Regions from separate parts of the Mus musculus genome. Here region 1 is linked to region 2. A link is a loop called in an ENCODE intact Hi-C map of the cell type or tissue named here. Cell type or tissue: heart. All regions are shown on one strand. Links, peaks and the distances in the headings refer to the core of each region. The heading gives the core; the rest is flanking DNA.

Region 1 (8,333 bases), core at 325-8,324, 850 kb before region 2:
CAACAAACCCCACTAAGTATAGGCTTTGCTAACTCCCCTGGCAGCTACCCCTTCTCCACCTCCTCCCAGTTCCTCAGTGTGTCTGACCCACTGTGTCTGCCTTGTGCAGCCTTCTGCTGAGACCATTTCTCCTGGGGCCCATGGGCATCTCTTTGTCCGTCTGTGCTCACTCCATGATCTCTATGGGCACAGCCTTCAGGGCTGCCTGGTCACTCCAGAGATGTCCACTTTGTATCTTTGGGTCATATAAGGGGGTTCTCTAAGCTCAGGCACCCCCGAGCCCAGGTGCTGTTGCAGTTGGCATTGTGGGCAGCTAGCCAGAGCCTTAACTGGGTCTAGGTTTTACCCATGCAAGGCTCCTGAGGCCAGTAATACTAGCTGGTGGAGCAGGGGTTCCAGGAGTGTCACTACACCCCAGAATAGTCCACTCGACACGGACACAGGGGGAGGGTTCAGGAGAGTTCTGGCAGGCTGCCTCCAGCTGTTGCACAGTGGGTGGGTGGCTCCGGAGAGGATTTTTTTACAGTAGATGTCCTGGATGACTGTCCAGAGAACTGAGAACTGAGAGGAGGCAGAGAATGGACCTCTGTCACTGTACTGTCATGAGAGAGCCTGCTCATACCCAGACAGGTAGAAGGGAAAGGATTCACTCTTCCAGGTGCAACCCCGTGTTTTCTGAGTAGCCGTGTCAGGTACACGCCTGCCTGTCCCTGGGCTTCAGTGTGCAAAGATGCTGTATGGGATTGTAAAGCAGATCTGGAAAGAATTGTGCATTTTTCTAACCCCGCCTCAGGGTTGCTTTTGCTCTTCTAAAAAAAAAAAAAAGGTGCACAATGCATTCAAGGACACCATCTTCTGCTTTTTCTACGTGGTCCTGACACACAACAGCATCCGTGGGCAAACACACACACACACACACACACACAGCAGTCAAGTCATCTGAATAAAGATTCTAGGATATTCCCTGACTTGCTGCCACCCAAGCCTCATTTCTAGTGCTGGGAGTACCCTATTGGCTGCTCCACTTTGTGGCTGACATCTGTTCTGGGCTAAAGGTCCTTGTGTGGTCCACATTCTGGATGATCCTAAGATCAAATTGGATGATGATGGTCAGTCCCCGTCCAGATGGGGCTGGCAGCTGGCCGAGTGAAGTGGGTGGAACCACTAGAGGGCAGCAGAGTCCACAGAAGCAATGTCCCACTGGGCTCGGTGCCAGGGCCCCTGGGAGAGGACCCAGGAGAATGTGCCTTTCATGTTTCTTGCTGAGTGGCCTGGAGTGCACCCAGACCCCACCTGGTGCCAGGGTGGGATCCAGAGAACCAGTCAGGGTCAGTTAGTGGCTTGATACTGGAAAAACCACTCAAACTCTCTGTGGATGGTTCTGCACTTTTAAAATAGCAATTATGGGTGGCTGGAGAGACAGTTCAGTAGTTAAGAACACTGCTCTTCCAGAGGTCTTGGATTCAATTACCAGCACCCACGTAGCAGCACACACCTGTAATTCCAGTTCCAAGGGATCTGATACCCTCACACAGGCATACATGTAGGCAAAATAACAACGCACATAAATAAAAATAAACAGAAAAAAAAAGAGCTGTAAACTAGCAATAACGCCACCCTCCTCCTGTTCTAGTAACTGTGTTAGTTAAGTTAGTTAACATGCCCAGTGAGCACTTATTCCAGGATGGACATTAGTGGCTTCCAGCACCTTCAACCCTTTCGTTCTGAGGAACCTAAGGTGTGGATGGAAGCAGGGTCGGTGCCTAACAGATGCCCTGCTCCTTGCTCTGTGCACTTCGCTCTTAGCATATTTTACTTCCAGTCGTGAGGACTTCTTGACTATTCGTGCTAGGCAGAGGCTCAAGCTGGCCAGACAGCAAGGGATAGAGGCAGTGAGGCCAGCCGACCTGCAGGGGTCATGACGAGGACCTCCAATGCATCCCACACAGTAGGGCCTCAAGCTCCCGGGAAGGGGCACTGGACAGCACTGGTCAGCCATCAGGAAAGTTGAGGCTTGCACACATGTGGCTTGGCTATGGTTCTCAGGACTAGTGATCTCCTAGTTGGCTTTATCTCGGAGGCTCCCTTCAGCTCTGTGGTGCACAGTGAGGAAGACAGGGCGTTCAATAGCAGCTTCTTCGAAGAGGCCTCAGTGGGCTGGAGTGGAAAGGATGGGAGAGGAAGATGGATCTGTGGGTGCCCAGTGCCCCTCCCTACTCCTGCTGAGCAGCCTTCCTAGACTCTGCAATTTTATTCTTAAAGGGGGAAAAAAAAGGTTCTGATGCTAAAATTAACACGACAACAAAAAAAAATTCTAAACCACCAGACTAGATAATTCCTAAGGCCCCTCCTTGTCCTAAATATTTTATGAAAACCATTCTGGAACCATTTATATTTTTAGATAGTGCATTCAATGTGTCTTTCCCCTTTTGGGCAAAGACTTTTTTTTCAACCTTTAAATGATTTTTCTCCAGCTTCAAGTGCTCCCCATATTATCTGTTATTTTGGGGGTTTGTTGTTGTTGTTGTTGTTGTTGTTGTTTCCTTCCTTCAGATTGTCCATTAAATCTTAATTTTGCCCTGCTTAGGGCTTTGATGACAACTTCAGCAGCTCCAACTGTCCCTCAGGTTCCTCTCCTAATCAGCACGGAACCTTCTCTTTGGGGTTTCTCTGCACGGCCACCACCGTCTCCCCAGGCCTTGTCTGCACCCAATCTGTGATGTTTCTCAAAGGAATCAACACTGAGAAGATCACGGGCATCCCAGAGACAGGTCACTGGAGCCCGAGGGAAGCGAGTTTGTTATTAACAAGTAAGAGAACAGAACTGATCCCGAGGCAAGAAAAGAAAGTGCAGGCTGCGAGACTGCATACCTTTTCATCTGATGTGGGTCTCCTTGCCCAGTGTCTCCTTCTGAGTGTAAAGATAAATTCATTTTATTTTAATAAATTCCACATTTTGAGCAGTTTCTGTGGTGTGTTAGGAAGGGTGAATTTTGACCCCAGTGTATCAGCAACCATAGTAAGCAGCATCCATTCTGCTGGGGTTAAAGTTTCATGAGGAGACACATTACTTTCCTGGTAAATACATCCCATCCCCTTCCATTCGGCCTGCAGTGAGACTCTGAAGGAGAGCTCACTGCTTTCTACAGACACCTGCTCCAACCTGTCCCCCTTCCTCTGCTGACTCTATGCCCACCAGAAAGAAGGAACTCATTTCTCTGCATGAGATCAGGTTAATCTATTAGCATCAGATGACCAGCTAACCATTAGTCGATCAATAAACCAATCCAGGAACACCCTTTCTCTCTAAGTGTTAAGATCATGGGCATGTTTGTAAAGGTATCACCCCCACCAAGTATCACCCCACAAACTCGTGTGAAAGAAATCCCAATTATAACCCTGTTGTGATGAAGGCACACACCTGTAACAGCATTTGGCAAGTGTAGGCAAGAGAGTCAGAAGTTCAAAGCCAGCCTCAGTTACACACCAGGTTTGAGGCTAGCCTGGACTACATGAGACCACAAACAAGGAACTAGGGAGGTGGCTCAGTTGGTAACGTTTCTGCTGCATAGGCACAAAGACCTAAGTCTGGATATCTAGCATACCTACATAAAACGCCAGAAGTGGTAATGACTGTATGAGATCTCAGTACTAGGACAGCAGAGACAGGCAGGTTCTTGGAGCTCACTGTCTGGTCAGCTGAGGTGGTGGACTGTAGAGTCACCGAGACCTATCTAGGCAAATAAAGCGGAGGGTGATTGAGGAAGATGCAGGAAGTCCGTCTCTGGGCTCACCATGTGCATGTGCACACGCACACGCACACGCACACACACACACACACACACACACACACTCTTGCATGTACATGAACACACACCGACCACAAAAGGCACTTACATACTACACACTAGCACATAGACTCACATTAAAGACAAACTCTGATAGCTTTGGCTTTTGGTTGCTCCAAGAATCCCAGCATGAACAATGAGAAAAGAGTTTGTTTGTTTGTTTGTTTGTTTGTTTGTTTAGAAACCCCAGATGTTCTGGATCTCACTATGTTTGCCTCGAACTCACAGAGCTCTGCCAGCCTCTGCCTTCTGAGTGCTGGGATTAAAGGTGTGCACCATCATGCCTAGCTGAGAAAAGAGTTTAGAATGAAATCTATATGGTGATCCTGGCCCCCAAGGTGTACTCTCTCTTGTCCCCCTTGGTTCTCTTCCTGTGCTCACCATCCTGATGCTGGATCCTTCCCAGCCCAGTACACAAACCCTTTCTACCACAAGCTCTCAGTTCCTCCCTAACCCTGTCTTTGTCTGGAGTTCACTCTTCACATTTCCCCCAAGAAACCACCATCACCATCCAGTCCTTCTCCCATGACCAGTACCCTGTGATGACAAACCTAGGAGTTCTCAGGTGTCCCTGGTTGGATTTGACTTGCCTACGTTGTTGTTGGTTTTGGTGATGGTGGTAGTGATGGTGGTGGTGGTGGTGTGTGTATATGTTACTGCAGATGTTACTGGGCAGAGACAGAAAAACCTTCAGAAGGTCTCTGTCCAGCACGGGTGTATGCAACAGCAGACTTTAGGAACTCCAGGCCTGGTACATGCTAATCAAGTGATCTACTGCCAGGATACACGACAGTCTTATATTTTGATGAGACCCCCTCTATGAGGCTCTGAGTGGTGCACACCTTCAGTCATCGATGCACACACCTGCCTCAGATGCAGGCAGGAGAATCAGGAGCTCAAGCCATCCTTGACTGCATGGCAAGTTCAAGTCCAGCCTAGGCTACATGAGACCCTGTCTAAAACAAAACCCCAAGCCAAAGCAAACAGACAAAATAAATGGGTAAGTAAACCCTCACAAATAAGAAACCCTTAGTGAGCTGGGGAAGATAGCGTGGTGACTAAAGTAAGAAGTCCAGGACCCAAGAATCCACAGTGCTGGGCACAGCAGCACACATCTGTAATCTAAGTCCTTCCACATGGAGATGAGGGGCAGAGACAGAAGAACCTTCAGGACGTCTCTGTCCAGCATGGGTGTATGCAACAGCAGACTTTAGGAAACACTGCTTCAAACATGGTGGAAGCTAGGACTGACTCCCGGAGGTTGTCTTCTGCCTGCAAGTGAGCTCGGTGGCACTTAGACGTCTGCCCCTCCACACACATCATAATCACAAAGTCTAAAAACTAAGGAAGGTGAGGCCTTTATGATGAAGAAGACTGGATAGAGGTGGATGCTCTAGGATTTAAGTGAGCTGTTCAGATAAAACCAGATCATTGCGGGTTCCTGTAGCTCTGCTCTAAAGAACAAGAGTGCAAATACTTACTTACTTACTTACTTACTTACTTACTTACTTACTTGCTTACTTACTTTTTTGTTTGTTTGTTTGTTTGTTTGTTTGTTTGTTTTTTCGACACAGGGTTTCTCTGTGTAGCCCTGGCTGTCCTGGAACTCACTTTGTAGACCAGGCTAGCCTCGAACTCAGAAATCTGCCTGCCTCTGCCTCCCAAGTGCGGGGATTAAAGGTGTGCACCACCATGCCCGGCTACTTATTTTTTCTATTTAATGTATATGAGTACACTGTTGCTGACACACCAGAAGAGGGCATTGGATCCCATTACAGATGGTTGTGAGCCACCATGTGCTTGCTGGGAACTGAACTCATGACCTCTGGAAGAACAGCCAGTGCTCTTAACCCCTGGGCCATCTCTCCAGCCCCCAGGGACTTTCTTAAACACACATTTGCACACTATAGTGAAAGGCTGTATACAGAAACTCAAAGAGCAGAATGTTTATTAGAGCGAGACTCTCTAGTTTGGGGCAGATTCGGCATAGCTTCTTATGTCCGTACACAGAGTCAGTCCATTTATTAAACAGGCATTAACTGAGTGCCTACCGTTCTGGGCTGGGAGCACAGTGGACCAAGCCACCGACCATACCTGTGGAAGGGTTGAGCCCTCTGCGTGGAGGGCTGTGGGTAGAGGGGTGGGTTTGGCGAAGGAGACTGGGGTTCTTTGGCGATGGTGGACATTACAAGGGGGTGCTGTCATGGTCTGTGAGGTCACCCAAGAGGTGGCTAGTGACAGTTTTCCTCCTGGGTTTCAGCTGTGGAGGGCAGGGGTGATATGGGAGTCCTTCTGCTCCTCCAGCCCTGGAGTGAGTTACAAAGCTGCCCCATCTGGAGTGTTGGAGGCCTCAACATCGTCCTGAGAAGGCAATTCCTGGAGATTAGACTTCACATTGAGATCATTCTAGACTTAAATATTAATTCTGTTGATTGCATTCTTGAGATCAAGACTGGGAGATGTCTAACTCAAGGGGGAAAACCCAATAAATTATAAATTGGAAATGTTATTTTGAAGGGAATGTCATGGAGAAGGAATTATGAACTCCGGCAGACAGAGGATTGCTTACAAAAAAAGTCAGAGAGATGTAAAACATGTTTTAGATTTAGAATAGCTTTTTAAAAATTAACATTTGTTGCTCTTAAAAAATTGATCAACTGGCCTTGCTTGGGATTGGAGTATCATGGTTAATTTCCCCCTAAGTCCTGTGATATATGTATTTTTTATCATAGGCGAGTCGGTCAGGGAGGAAGAAGTGGCTGAATTGGGGTTTGAATCCTCTTTTAAAAGACCACATTTCCCAGGGAGCACCATTTCTTCCCTGGAAACCCTAAGCACTGTCCTAATGTCTGGGATGGAGCACTCCAGTGTGTCAAGTGCAGTGCTACTTCATTCATTCATTCATTCATTCATTCATTCAGGTACAGATGCTGGAGGTAGGTTCCCTGCTGGGAAGGCCATGTTACATTGGAGAAAGGAGCACTGGAGTTCAGTGAAGGAGGCCAGGGCCACAAAGCACACCCTGCACAGCCTGGTCCAGGGCTTCCTGACAGAGGTGACCTTGAGATCTAGGCCTAGAGGCTGGGTAAGATTTAGCTAGGCAAAGAGTAGAGTATAGAAATCACTTCTATGGTTCTTTCAGCCCCATGCTTCCAGGAATAAGACTCAGACTCAAAATATATTTACAAATACCTTGGGCTTATAGCTAGGCTCTTCTCTGACTAGATATAACCTAAGATAGTCCATTTATTCTAGTCTACATTCTGCCACGTGACTGGTTACCAGTGCTCAGGTACCATGTGCCCATCTTGTCACATCCCCGGATGAATCCCCCACCTGGCTGTATCCCAGAATTCTCTCTCTCCCTGGTTGTTTCACCTCCCATTTCCTGCCTAAGCCATACGCTTTTTAATTGACAGGTGATACATCTGTACTATATACGAGATATTCTCTCTGTAGAGGGGTGAAGGAGGATATGCCAGACCGTATATACAGCCTGTAAGCTCAAGGGTGCGTGAGGGCTTCCAGAAGCAGGGGGAAGTGGAGTCTTGCTAGTGTGCAGAATGCAAGAGCTAGGGGCTGGTGAGATGGCTCAGTGGGTAAGAGCACCCGACTGCTCTTCCAAAGGTCCAGAGTTCAAATCCCAGCAACCACATGGTGGCTCACAACCATCTGTAACAAGATCTGGCGCCCTCTTCTGGAGTGTCTGAAGACAGCTACAGTATACTTACATATAATAAATAAATAAATCTTTAAAAAAAAAAGAATGCAAGAGCTAAGCTGCTTAAAACAAAGAGGTGGGGATGCGGCTCAGTATTGGAGTGCTTGCCTAGCAAGCCAGAAGCCCAGTGCTCAGTACTCAACCACACCCAACAGCTGGAGCTCTTACCTTAACAGAAACTGACATGGAAACTTAAGGGTTCTTTGGAAAGTTGGTTGGATGGTGTTTTGCTGGGGCAAACACATGAAGGAACGTTTCGTTGAAATAGACACAGTCTTGCGCGCGCAGGACTGGCCAGCAGTAACGACGCTGCAACAGGATCCTTCTGCACACGTTTATTGGGAGAGCTTGATTGCAGAGGCGAAGAGACCCTGAGCCCAGAACTGGTGCTGCTTATATAGGCTTAGGAGAAGCGTGTCTCACACCCGGATTGGTTATGCACTAAGCCTCATTTGCATGTTCCTCATCTGATTGGCTACTCTCTCTCTCTGTACCTCACAGAGCCTCATTATCATACCTCATTTGCATGTCTCACATCTGATTGGTTATACTCTCAAAGCCTCATTATCATGCCCGGGCCAGGCAGTGTCTTTGCAAAACTTTACTGCATATGTACACATTGGTTGTTTGTCCAAACTTATGCATGGTGGCCAGCAGTAGTCAGTGCCACTCTGCAACGGCACATGTGGTTTCCCACAACACAGGTGTGAAAAGCTAAGGCAGACTTGTGAAGGAATGTTTTGTTGAAGCAGACACAGGAGAGA
Region 2 (8,333 bases), core at 5-8,004:
CTTCTGCCAGAGGCCTCTATTCCCACATCTATGTTCCCTAACAATGAACCAACCTGCTTGGAAGGCAGCAGCTGCAGGGAATGCCAATGCTTTCCTATCCAGACCGGCACGTCAGCCTTGATCTCTGTGGATTCTGGAGTCTACCCTGGTTCTCACTCCTTACATCCTGCCACTACTTTTTATCAGTCCCTGCTCTGTGATGCCTTCTTACATGACACCGCATGGTGCTGGTGCTGATACAGCCAGAGCTGGGGGATGTCTCAGTTTGTCTCTGTCTTCTATAATTTCATGCAGCCCAACATAAGACTTGGGAACATGCTCAGTTGGCCACACCGTGCACTCGGACTCAGCGGCTAGTCTTACCCCACTTTACCTCCCCCCTCTCCCTTTCCCTCTGTCTCCCTTTTTAAGATTTATTTATTTATTTTATGTATATGAGTACATTATTACTGCCTTCAGACACACCAGAGGAGGGCTTCAAATCCCACTACAGATGGTTAGGAGCTACCATGTGGTTGCTGGGATTTGAACTCAGGACCTCTGGAAGAGCAGTCAGTGCTCTTAACTGCTGAGCCATCTCTCCAGCCCCCACTTCACATTTTTAATGGTCCCTGAGAGGATCTGAGAAAGTGAGACCAGGTCGACCAGTGTGTGTGTGTGTCCACACTGTGCTAGGGGAAGCTAATCACAGCATAGGAAGGTTGGAGGAGCCTGAAGTTAGTACATGTGTAAGAAACAGAGCCAGCCACATAGGACTACAGGGAGAGATGCCTGGCTAGTCCCACATGTCCCATGCTTATCACACCCAAGGCACAGAGCATACCGATGAGAGACCTGGGTTGGGCATGCTAGCCCCAGCAAAGACATATGGAAGAGGCCCAGGGGTTGAAGAGCCAGAAGCAAGACTCTGAAGACCAGCCAGCAGTCTTCAGGAATTGACATGTCGGCTAACCCCAAGGCAGGACAGTGTGGAGGCCAGCCCTCCATGGGGGCCCTATTCCACAGCCTCATGCTAAATCAAGACAGTGATAAACTAGCCTCCATCTTAGGCCATTGTGGGCCAGCTTACCACACGGTAACAGACCACGAGGGTATCAGGCTGCTCCTGGTTACTATAGAGACCAGGCATCCAAAACAGGTGGCTGTCACAGGAAAAGAACAAGATATCCAAAATGCATCCACAAGGGGTGGCTACATGGCTTGGTGGGTAAGGTGCTTGCTGTGCAAGTGTGAGGACCTAGGTTCACATCCCAGCATCCACATAAAAGTGTGAGTAGCGGTGCACATCTGTGAGTCGCAGACAGGATGGATCTCTGAAGCTCGCTGGCCAGCCAGTCTAGCCTAACTGGTAAGTTTCAGGATCAGTGACTGAGGAAGACACTCAACATTGACCTCTGACCTCCAGAGGTGCAGGACATCAAATGCATCTGTATTCATATCACCACCACAATAGCGATGACCCTGTCACTACACGGCAGGGTAGTGAGTGGGACCTGGGCATCACTGGGCTTCACATCCAACTGTTGTGCAGTCACCGTTTTGTTCTTTCTCATTTAGAAAGAGGCAGCAGAGGGTAACATCTGGGTGCTGGGGGTCAGAGGGTCAGGGGGCCAGGGGTCAGGGGGTTATGGGGTCAGGAGGTCAGAGGGTCAGGTTCTGTCCCCAGCATAGGGGCTGCATCATCTGTGTCCACTCTCTTGTTCACAGATATCAGCTGATCTGTCCTTGTGAGCATGCTGGTGCTGGACACTGAGGCCTTGCCTACCCAGCCCCACCCACGAGCAGACACAGGCAGGTAAATGCTTAGGTCTCTGGGAGGAGACAGAAGTTGAAGGTCAAAGTCAGGGCGGGCGAGGGTAGGGATGGAGTCCCTTCTCCTCAGTCCCAGCCCCTGGATCCCTGCGCGTGGCTGCGATGACCTCTCTGTTCTCAGGCCCCACGCTCCTCAGCTCCAGCCTGGCCAGGTCCCTCTGCACTCAGTGATTTCTGTCACCCACTGCCCCTTGCTGCCACAATGGCACTCCCCGAGCAATACAGACAAGTGTGGAGTTGCAGGCTCCCAGGGCTGGCTGGTGCTGAGCTCCTTAGCTGCCCCCTGTGCCCCTGAGCTGGGTTTGTAGGTAAGGAGGCCTCAGCAGCTCAGGCTTCAGGGGCCCCCCCTCGAGAACCATGCAACGATGCTTCCATCAGCTGGGGACACTCCCAGAGGAAAAGGGGCTTCCAGCCACCCCTGCCTTTGGGAAGGCCTGAGAGTGGCTTGACTGCAGCACCAGCCACGCCAGGGGCTACCCAGATGCTACAGCGGGGCTTCCTGCCGGGAGAGGCAGGCTGGGCTTCTAGGGAAAACCTGTCCAGGGCAATTTCACAGCTGAGAGCCTCGCAGTTTCATGTCTCTCTGAGGTCTCTTCCCCACCCCTTGCCCCCCTCCCTCCCCAAAGAGGAGATGCTTCCAGAAACTCTGGTCAGAGCAGAGGCGGCGGACACTTTGCATGTCTGGGGTCTCCGTGGACTGCCTAGAAATGTCTGGGTTTGTTTTGTTATCCACTGGATACCTGATACACAGCAAGCAGGCTTGGAGTCTGCGGGAAATCTGGGATGGGTGCCAAGCAGCAGGGGCAGCGAGCTGTCTGGCATCTTGTTCCTGCTTGCACTCAGGAATGGAGAATCTCCAGCTACCTCAGTTTCCCCCACTGGACTACTCACGTAACAGAAAATGTCTTGGCTCGTGGTGGCAAGGTGACATTGGTGACACTGGATGTCATTTTGATCACGTAGAAAGACAGTGTGCACTTTGCAAGGAAAGTCTAGTAACCACAAATGAGCAACTGGGCTTCCAAGAGGCACAACCTGTTGAGGGCAGGGGTTGGGGGTGGTGACACACACATGTACTGACCCCTTTATAGACCCATCCTCACTAACAGGCCCTTGGACCCTCAAAATGCAAGCAGCACTTTCATACCAGTGGCCTGTTGGGCTAGCTTGGCCACCACGTTCTACTGGGCTGAGAGGAAGTGAGCTACCTAGTTTCCATAAGGAAGTCTTTGTAGCAGTCCCAGCAGAAAAGTCAAAAGTTTGATTTGAAAAAGGGAGCTACTTCAAACGCATTGTCAGGCAGAGGTGAGGGATCCTGGCGAATGCATACATTACAGGGGGCATCCATTAATCCACCTTCAGGCCACCCTCCAGAAGGCCTCTGGCTGGGGGCCTGGGGGCAGGGGGAGGACTGGGGGACATGGGTCGACATACCTAGGGGAGGCAGCCCATGCTGAATAGAAAAGTAAATTAGTGTGTTTAAGACTCAGTGTATGGGTGCGCCTCTGTGTGTGTGTGCGCGCGCGCGCTCGTGTGCGTGCTCGCGCTCGAGAGACCGAGAAGAGGGGTGGGTGGGTGTGCACTCACAGAAAAATGAAAGAAAAATGTGGGTTTTTTTTTTCAATAATAAAAAGGAAGTTACTCTGCGGGGCCCCTAAAGCTTGTGAAAAATTAAACTCGACGGATTCAAACTGTCCTATTTCCACTTCAAAAGCGAAGAGGCGCTGAGCTCTTCCCAACTTAGCTTCAAACGCCCAGCACCCTAGAAAATTTCTGTAGAAAAATAAAGGCTGGCTGTTCCCCCAAGCGTGTGCCGGTTACTGTGCCCGCTGTCTCTCCTCCACTAATTATGCCCCTGTGAGTCTATTAATCATCTGGTAAATTATTTAGAGAGGCCTGCGCTGTCTTCAGCGAGTACAAACACAGCCCACTGCAAGGCGGCTGGGAGCGGGCAGAGGTCCCCCAGGGTCTCCCCTCGGCGGGAAGCAGCTTGCAGCAAGCACAAGCTCCAAACAAGGCTTCGGCATCCTCTTACCTCCTCAGACGCGGGCTTTGCGTGGTCTTTCAACTCCGCAGCTCTTTGCAAGTTTTAAACAAAAGGGGAGAGAGCAGCCTATTGTTGACTCTTTCGTGTGCATTTAGCGGTGAGAATATTAATTCCCCGGTTTTAACAAAATGAGTCGTTGCAACTAGGCTCTGATGCAGGTTGCCTCCTGGGACCGGGGACTTGCAGAATGCTCTCAGGATCGCTGTAACCATCCCTGTTTGGGCTGGCATGGGCTGGTATGGTGTGCTTAAGCTCTGTTAGCTAGTTTTGCTAGGTGATTGTTCAGGTGAGGGTCTCAGATCTCCGTCAGACCTCCCACCTCTGTTTGGATTCTATGAGACCTCCAGGGACCTTACCAGGCAGACATGTTTAGGAAATAGAGGCTGTGTGGGAGACAATGCCGGTAACTTTAGGTAATGATCTTTTCCTAACAAAACACACTAGGACTGCCATTTTTATTATGCCAATTAAATCGCTGCAGTTTCCCCTGGAAACGGGCAGGGGCCTGGGACGCGACAAGGAAGGTGGGCCTTCCTACAAGAAGGCTGCATTAACTGCTGGGTTGCAGGAGAAGCCATGGCAAGCCTGCCGAGAGCCAGCGAGGCAGAGCTGTGGAGGATAGCTCTAGCTCGCTCTTCCTGAAGAGCCAGGAGATGGGAAAGCTAGAACCCAGGGCTAATGAGCCCCACTGAAGAGACACATCCTGCCTTGCAGGGTCCTGAAGGGACCACGCCTGCCGTGAGCAGACAGCTCAAGATAAATCCACTACGCATTTAAGGCAAAGGCTAGATCCAAAGACAAGCTAGGCCTCTGGCTGATTTTTGTTGGTGTTTTATTTTCATTTGAGACAAGAGTCTCACTCCTGGCTGGCCTGGAACTCTCAGAGGCTCACCTGCCTCTGTTTCTGGAGTGCTGGGATCAATGCTGTGTACCACCACACCCTGCCCTTTGGCTGTTTTTAATCTCCTCCATGGAAAACCCAAACAGTATCCAAGAATGAGACTGCTGACTAGATCAGGGGTCAACACCACCCTCCTGAATGGAGGTGACGCAGTGGCATGTCACAGTCTGGAAATGAGCCCCATCTCCCTCCCCCAAGAAAGGCAGGGTATACTCTCCAACCAGGTGAGTCTGCACAGCCTCGTGAGCGGGTGAGGGGCTGCCCTGTGGTTAGAGAGCCAGACCCTCAGGTGGCAAAGACACACTGGCCCCTTTCCTGAGGAAGTTCCCGATCCCTGGAATTCAGAAAGTCCAGAGAAACAGAAACCTTTGGTAGGAACGGAGCCAGGGGAAGGAGCCACAGCACCTGGAGGTATGGCTGCTCTGTGAGCTCGCCCTGAGACCTCTTAGCTCTGCACTTGGTTTTCAGGAAAGAGCCTTGGATGGGCTGTGGCTTCCACAGAGGCAGAGGAGGGGTCGGTGCTGATGAGATCTGATTTTAAATGATCTAGAAACGCTGGAGAACTTGCTTTTCTGAAAGTCTGGGATCCTTTTTTTTTGCTCATTTCGTACCCAGGTGGAAGCGCCAGGAGCCCCTCAGGAAAGGCAATGTGCTTGATGCTAGCTAGACCCCCGGCTGGCAGACTGAGCCCCGTAGGCTGTAACAGAGGAGAATGACGCACGTGGAACCCTAGGGAATAAATTTGTTGTGTGTGCTGAAGCTCAAGTCAGAATGGGAGGTCAGAGCTATATGTTTCAAAGTCTAGGGCACAGGATAAGCAGCTTGCTGGCCCTCTGTGGCACTGTCACCTAGAGCTGGGATCAAGAGATTGACGACAAGCCAAGATGCAGCCCTGGAGTCCTTCGCCCAGAAAATGTGGGAAGTTGGGAGAATGAATAGTACACTTATTAATTTGCTGCTGATTTGAGAGGCGAGAGGTGTTGGCAGCAAGGACAGAGAGAGAATATCACCAAGTCCGCAGAGGTCACAGCTGGGACACAACAGCGTGCAGCCCAGTGGGGGACTGGAGGAAGTGGTTCCATGGGGGGCAGATGACATCTGGACCCACCCTGCTAAGCCAGTGACAGGGCTGCAGGGCGGCAGGGACCACAGAGCTGTGGGGCTCTGGTGTATGCATGGCAAGCAGGGGGACGAGAGGGCCTGAGCCTGCCACAGCAAGGAGGCCCTGTCGACGGGAAAGGTGACTAGGAGGCTGGGAGCGGGAGCGAGCAGAGTGCTTATGGGTGCTTACAGCATCACATGGGTCCCGGATGCCAATCAGCTCAGGGATCCCAGGAGCTTCTGGGCCACAATGTCACCAATCTGTCTTTTTACTTTTTTTTTTTTTTTTCTTTTTTGGCTACACATTCTCATGTAGCTCCAGGCTGGCTTCAAACTTAAGCTATAAGCTAGTGGTAGTGGGCCAGGTGGCCACAGTGGCAGCAGTGGCAGCTGCGGTAGCACACACCTTTAGTTCTAGCACTAGGAAGGAGGAGGCAGGAGGATTTCCAAGTTCAATGTCAGCCTGGTCTACAGACCCTGTCTCAAAACCAAAGCAAAGCAAACAACAACAACAAAATAAGAACAAACAAACCAAAACCAAAACCCCCAATTTAAGCTACGGAGCTAAGAATGACCTTGAACTCTTGACCCCCCCCCTGTGCCGCAGTGCTGTGATTACAGTCACGTGACAAAGTTCTTGACAGTCTCTCTGTTTTTATAATTCTCTGTGCCTGGATAATCCAACTCTCTGTATCTTGTGGGTCCTGATAATCTTTGGAAAAATTCATAATTTAGTATTCCCACATTCCCAGGACTGCTGTTGGCACTCAGGGCTGAGGTACTGGAATATGACTAGGAATCTAAAATGCCTGCATAGACTCCTGTACACACACATGCACACACACACACACACACACAGATACACACATATACAGTACACACATACACACATACATACACAGAGACATACATACATACACACTTACACACATACACACTTACACACATGCACACATACATACACACATATTCAGTACACACATATACATACACAGAGACACACATACATACACACACTTACACACATACATACACATGCACTCATACAGATACACACATATATAGTACACACATACATACCCACATTCACATGCGTACACACATACACACGTGTTCCCCTCTGGATACATACATACATACATATATACATACATATACTCACACATGTAAACACACATACATGCATACACACACACACACACACACTGTAAGGAGCAGCTGTGATCTCCCTCTTCTGAATTTAAAGTGTGATAGAGTGTGCCTGTCCTTTAGCATTTGAGAGGGACCTTCAGACTGTAAATGACAGAGCCTCTTTCGGGAGAGGGAGGGGCCTTTTGCCTTGTGCCTCTGCTCAGCAGAGGACTCATTTTGGACAAGATCTGAGAATCCATCTCACAGGTCTACCACCAAGATGTGGACATTTTGGGTGTTTTACCCCAGTCCTGGAAGACTGTGATGTCAGACAGACCTCAAATCTCTATTTTGTGGCCCCTGCTGCTCTAAGAGCTGCCTTTTCATGGGATCTGCCTCACAGAAGAAACGGTTTATTCTGACTCATAGGTCAAGGTACAGCCTATCATGGCAGGAGATTGAAATAGCTTGCCCTGGCTAGTTTTGTGTCACCTTGACACAAGCTAGAGTCATTTGAAAGGAGGGAACATCAATTGAAAAAATGTCTCCAAAAGATCTAGCAGCAAGCATTTTCTTAATTAGTGGTTAATGTTAAAGGGCCCCGCCATGGTGGGTGGGGCCATCCATGGGTAGGTAGTCCTGGCTTCCGTAAGAAACAGGCTGAGCAAGCCATGGGGAAGAGCCAGTAAGCAGAGCCCTCTATGGCCTCTGCATCAGCTCCTGCCTCTAGGTTCCTGCCCTGTTTGAGTTCCTGTCTTGACTCCCTTCAATGATAAACAGTGATGTGGAAGCATAGGTCAAATAAAACCCTTCCTCTCCAAGTTGCTTTGGTCATGGTGTCTCATCATGACGATAGTAAGTTGACTAAGACAGCTGGTGACATCACAGCCACACTCACGAAGCAGAAAGCAATGGACGCACACTGCCACTCAGCTCCCTTCTTCTGCTTACACAGTCTGGGGTCCCAGCCAGGGACTGTTCCGGTTCACGGTTCACGGTAAGGTGAGCCATTCTGCATTAATTACCATGAATGAGACAACCCCTCACAGGTGTGCTGCCAGGCTTGTCTCCTAGGTACTGCCAGACCACGTCTTTCATTCCTCAAGCCTGAGCATTAGCACACCTGTGGGCTCGGGTCCTCTTTAATCACAGATGTCACTGTGCTTGGACAGCCTCTTCCAGGCTGTCAAATAGCAGTGACTTGGAAGTAGGCGTGGCTGTGGATAGTCAGTCAGTCCCTTGTTCCATCCCACCTTCCTGCCCCAGCTTGTGAGGAGTGGCCTCTCCAGCTCGAGCAGTGCTTGTGTCCCCTCTTCACACCCAGAGTTCCAACTGGCTTGG

The links. Hi-C counts contacts between places; a loop is a spot of excess contacts. Peaks named below come from ENCODE experiments on the same cell type or tissue, not always from the same donor. Only the 100,000 strongest peaks of a DNase experiment are listed, where the experiment ranks them.
Region 1: it touches region 2 in a loop (26-fold over the local background); 4 of 42 quality-filtered maps call a loop at or near these places.

The regions. Positions count from the first base shown.
Region 1 is chr2:29,596,992-29,605,324 of GRCm38, reverse strand. No RefSeq gene overlaps it. Among named protein-coding and RNA genes, the nearest start is that of Rapgef1, 19 kb to the left of the region's middle. In heart, for the core only: a CTCF peak has its summit at 1,168 (motif pointing right); a DNase peak (open chromatin) is centred at 1,174; H3K27me3 peaks cover 653 bases.
Region 2 is chr2:28,746,840-28,755,172 of GRCm38, reverse strand. The region is part of intron 10 of Ak8 (adenylate kinase 8); the gene reads right to left. Among named protein-coding and RNA genes, the nearest start is that of Mir3088, 18 kb to the right of the region's middle. In heart, for the core only: no CTCF peak of the experiment used is centred there; no DNase peak of the experiment used is centred there; H3K4me3 peaks cover 1,613 bases; H3K27ac peaks cover 299 bases; H3K27me3 peaks cover 6,063 bases.